2 separate regions of the Mus musculus genome follow, and region 1 is linked to region 2. Evidence: chromatin loops called from intact Hi-C (ENCODE). Cell type or tissue: gastrocnemius. All regions are shown on one strand.

Region 1 (2,500 bases), 98 kb after region 2:
TGCCGCAAGGAAGAACTACAAGAGCTAAGAATCAGAAGAGTTGCAATAACTGTTGAATGATTTCTGATAGTATGTATATCAGGATTTTCACCATTAAAACAATTATCTGGAAAAGTTGCTTTGAATGACACTACCTACTCAGGTCTAGAATTATGGAAAACATAAAACAATAAATATTGTTATTTTTTTTAAACTTGGTCTCATTTGTGAAATGATGGGCTGGACAAATAGAACAACCATGAAGTCTTTTCCAGCCCTGATATTATTGTAAGACAGTAGGGGGTCTAAAGAGCAACCAACTGGTGGGATTTTAACTCTACTGTACAGAGTCAGGCAAATGACCTCATTGTTGAGGCTGCTCTAGTTAGCAAAGACACTTTGGCAGGCTTGACACACACCCCTCTTTCTATATTGCTTCTTTCTTATTCCGTATTCATTTCTGGGGCTGTCTGTCCCTTATTCTCTTTGTGTCTCTTCCATATGAACATATAGCCAATCAGAAGTGTATGCAACCCAGAGAGAGTGAGAAACACCCTGGGCTGGGATGACTTTGCATGGACCCTGAATGTTCTATTTTCTTGAATCAATGAGGGTAGTTCATGAAAGGCAGGCTGCAAAAACGCCAAGTAACTGAATGTGTCCTCTTATTCCTTCCTAAGACACAAGCTGTGTAGGGCAGGAATCGGTTGGGAAAGGCGTCGGCCTATGGAGTCCACTCCTTCCTTCTTTGGCCATCCCACCTCAGAGCTGTTAAGTCAACACTGGAATGAAACTGCAATGCAGGGACTCATATTGGGGACCCAAACTGTGAACACTAGGTGTGCTTAATCCAGACAACAACCCAGGCACAAATTGAATAAGGCAGAGGCAGCAATGCCAAAACAAAGAACTCTCAACTCTACAAACACTGGGAGGGCAACAGCTGGTCAGCTGAGATTAAAGGAGCACAGAGTGCCTCCCATCTCCTGACTTCTCCTCCCCCATAGCCATCCTTGTAGCCAGCCAGGACTTACTTTTATAGCCCTGTGCAGATGACCTTGTTCCAGCTAAGATAGGGGCTCCTTTGATCTCAGCAGGGGATGCTCTGGGCTTGCAGCTGGCAGATATTAATAGCACAGGATCAGCTTGGGCAGAAGAGACGGCTCAGTTGGACCAGGTCACTTGTATTCCCTTCTCTGCAGCAGAGCAGAAGGGACTTCATTTCCCGGATCAACCCCTGCTGGGTGCTTCTCTCAGGTCAACCCAGATCATTTTATTGCTGGCTGCTCTTGGCTGCATGCTCTCACCCCACAACTGTTTTCAAGTGAACACTGTTTAAGCAAGGGCCTCTGTTCTGCAGCTGAAATCCATTACAGGTTTACTCTGTGAAACAGAAGAGCCACCCGTGGCTGGGTGCTGCCCATCTGCAGACCCACCTCACCCTGTCAGGACTGAAAAAGACTCAAGCAATCGCTCACTTCTTCAAACTAACATCAGGCAGAAGAAGAAACTGAGGTCCAAAGTGATGAAAAGACTTGCCCATCGTCATTAGTTAGCGCATAGGCAAAGGTGACCAAATAAAGGACTGAAACCACAAGCATTTTGTGCCATGTATTTCTCCTCTCTCTCTCTCATAGGAACTTAGGGACCATTGCAATATATTTGATCAGGAATGAATGTTCTAAGAAATGACCCCCACCTCTTTGTCTGAAGTTCTCGGGACGGAATGTTGTTGTTTCAAGAGTATTAGGCAAGTGTTTTCCCCAGCCAAAATCTGTTCATTTTAACTTACTGGTAAATGACCCCATTTTAGACTTTGGTTAAAACACTCCCACATCCTCTTTACCTATTTAGCTATACAAGCAAAATACCTTAAAAAACAAAACAAACAAACAAACAAACAAAACCCCAACTGCTTCAATCGCCATTAGGGCTTCATAGTCAGGAACAGCTAGTTACCTAAGGATGAGCTAGGAACTTCCTTTGCTGCTATCATTTTCCTGTTGCCATTACACTAGAGTCCAAAGCCATTTCTTCCCCTGCCATTTCATTCCACTTTGCTTAATATAAAGCAGGATTCTGGGAACTTGTTTCCAAATAAAGAAGAAAGATAATCTTCCAATTTCCTCAGAGCTGAACAAGTGTGTGTGTGCATGTATGGTATGTGAGTGTGCTTGTGTGTAGTGTATATATGGTATATGTATATTTTGTGTGTGGGTATGATGTGTGCAGGTATGGTTTATGAGTGTGTTTGTGTATTGTGTGTATATGGTATATGTATAAGGTATGTATCTGTGTGTCATGTGTGCATGTATTGTTCCTGAATGTGTTTGTGTGTAGTGTGTATATAGTATATGTATATGGGGTATGTATGTGTGTGTGTAATATGTGCATGTATTGTTTGTGAGTGTGTTTGTATATAGTGTGTATATGATATATATGTTTTGAGTGTGTGTGATGTGTGCATGTATGGTTTGTTGAGTGTGTTTGTATGTAGTGCATATATTGTTTGCGTGATGTG
Region 2 (2,500 bases):
TCTTTTCTAGGAAGCCTGAGTGCACAGTGCTTCCATACTGCCTTTAACTGCCAGGCCCTGCTCAGCAACCATGTATACATACCTAAAGACAGTGCAAGTGTGCGGCCCCTTTGCCGACAACAGGTTTCTCCCCAGACCAGGCCTTTTTCTTTGTCTGTTCTACCTACTACAACCCACGAGGACCAACTTCTAGCAAACACAATTCCCAATCAACAAAGCTTTTAAACTCCAGAGTCTGAGTGGTTGACTGGGACCAGATGGGGATCACCATCCATTTGATTCCAATTCTCCTGTACCAGACCAGGCCAGGGAGCCACTGACCTGTGGCAGACATTTTCCATGGGCTCACCCATTTGATCTAGGGAAATGCGCGGAGAATCTGGGTTACCCCAGTAGAAAGATGAAGTAGGGGAAACATTCAGATCCCCCCCCCCCCCAGCTTTCCACATAGTCAACACTGCCTAGCTGGGTCTCAAGAATCTTCACTGTGTCTGATGTAGAAAGACAGCCGCAGTTGAAGATGAACGGGACACTGCCCGGAACAGGAGTTTTAAAAAACGAAGATTCAAGGTGACCTTCGAGTTCCATGGAGCCACAGGGCCAACATATCAAACAGAGAGATTGGGAAGGCTCAAACATCTATTCTCCAACACAATTTCCTTGGGGGGCTTGCAGTTCGCTAACTGAACCTGTGAACCAGCTGTATTTAGTGTGCTCTCTGCTTCCTTGGGTCTCTAGAACTGACAATCGTCTGTAGGTCAAGTTCCAACGGAAGTGACATTTCTGACCTAGCTCTATAAATAGAGTACTGGAAAAACACCATCAGCTGTACAGACTGGCCCAGGAACCACACGCTAACTATTAAGCAACCATACTGGACTGCCATTTTAGATGAGAAAGAAATAGCTTATGTTATTTATAACCTTCTGAGTTACAAGATTCTCAAAATACTTGGAAGCTATTAGTCTTTCAGATTTACAAGGAAAGGATCTGAGGCATAAAGCCATGTAACAACTGTCTCACCCAATACCATCTGCTCACAGCCCAGTGACCTGCTAGCGGACCAGGCCACTTTGCTTAGGTCATGGAGAAATTGTCGTCTCTGGGCTCTCTCAGCTAGAAGAGAAGGGGGATGGATTGCTGTCCAGTGTTTGCTCATATCACATGCTCAGCCCGACTCAAGCCCCAGTAACACTCATTCCTGGGGAGACTGAGCAAAGGGAAGCAGAAGCCATCTGCTATGGTAGAGTAATCAGCACCTTTGGAATGCAAGATTTAGAGGTGGATTAACCTCCCCTAGCAGCAGGTGGAGCAGAGGCGGGGTGAGCTCACCACTAGGATAAAGCCTGGTATGCACCAGCACAAATCATTCAAACAGCCCCGCTGATTTTTGTATGGGGAGAGAATACTTAGACTTTCCCAGAGTCTTGGAATGGTCGTGTAAGTTATTATCCAGTCGGGATACTTGTGAGATAGAGATGGGCTCATTTGAGTCATAAGGGGACAGCAGCGATGACTTGGGACTGTCCTGGGTGAATGCAGGTGTCATCTAAGAGGGTTACCATGGAGAAACTGTCTGGAATCAGGGTGAGGAGGCTCCCTCTTAGAAAAGGTCAATCTGAACACTGTCCCATTTGGCAACCAAACTATCCCAACTATGTAGGGCTTCTTCTGGGCTGTGCTTGCAGTGACATGCGTCAATATCTTTAAATATAGCTAAGGAAAAAAAAATAGCAGGAATAGTCCCAGTGTCTGAGTAGAAAGAAGCAATCTCCTCTCATGGGTTCAGCTGGCAACACCACCCAGGAGATCACTGGAGCCCCTGAGCCAGGAGTACTGCTTTCTCCCTGGTACTTTCTATTGGAGGGGGACAGTCCTGAAGGATGACCTGAAACTAAGTCTCTCAACCTGTGAGAAGAAGTTGTGTGTGCAGGTGTGCATATCCATGCAGTGTGTGGGTGAGCCAGAGGGTGACATTAGGTGTCCTGCTTTTCCACAGAGGCTGGAATTTTACATTGAATCTGGAGTTAAGCTGTGAGCCCTAGGGACCCACTGTAGTGCCATGTTACAGGCAGGTGTGGCCATGCCTGGGTTTTTATGTGGATGGTGGAGATCTGAATTCAGGCCCTCATGCCTGCACAGCAAGTGTTCTTATCTGCTGAACCATCTTTCCAGCCCTGAGGAGAATCTCTAATTAATAATGAATTCCCTTATTAGAGTGAATTCATGCACACGAATGGGAATGGAAATACACACACACACACACACACACACATACTAGCAAAAAAAAAAAAAAAAAAAAAAAGCAAAAACTGAACTATTTAAAGAAACCTGAAGCACATTAAAAAAAAAAATCCATGCTCATTTAAAATAAGCCAGGATGTTTACATGAGATGTCCCTTGTCCCCAGATGTATTTCTATCCTCTTGCTATGGATTTTTCACATTGCACTTAACAGCTGTCCTGGTCTGAATTTTGTTTTCCTGCTCTCATCATGGTA

What was found. Peaks named below come from ENCODE experiments on the same cell type or tissue, not always from the same donor. Only the 100,000 strongest peaks of a DNase experiment are listed, where the experiment ranks them.
Region 1: it touches region 2 in a loop (2.5-fold over the local background); 2 of 42 quality-filtered maps call a loop at or near these places.

What each region holds. Positions count from the first base shown.
Region 1 is chr12:79,660,027-79,662,526 of GRCm38, reverse strand. The region is part of intron 8 of Rad51b (RAD51 paralog B); the gene reads right to left. Among named protein-coding and RNA genes, the nearest start is that of Gm36048, 140 kb to the left of the region's middle. In gastrocnemius, no CTCF peak of the experiment used is centred here; a DNase peak (open chromatin) is centred at 1,164; H3K27ac peaks cover 1,929 bases.
Region 2 is chr12:79,758,053-79,760,552 of GRCm38, reverse strand. All of the region lies in intron 8 of Rad51b (RAD51 paralog B), which reads right to left. Among named protein-coding and RNA genes, the nearest start is that of Gm36048, 40 kb to the left of the region's middle. In gastrocnemius, a CTCF peak has its summit at 1,300; no DNase peak of the experiment used is centred here; H3K4me3 peaks cover 815 bases; H3K27ac peaks cover 2,297 bases.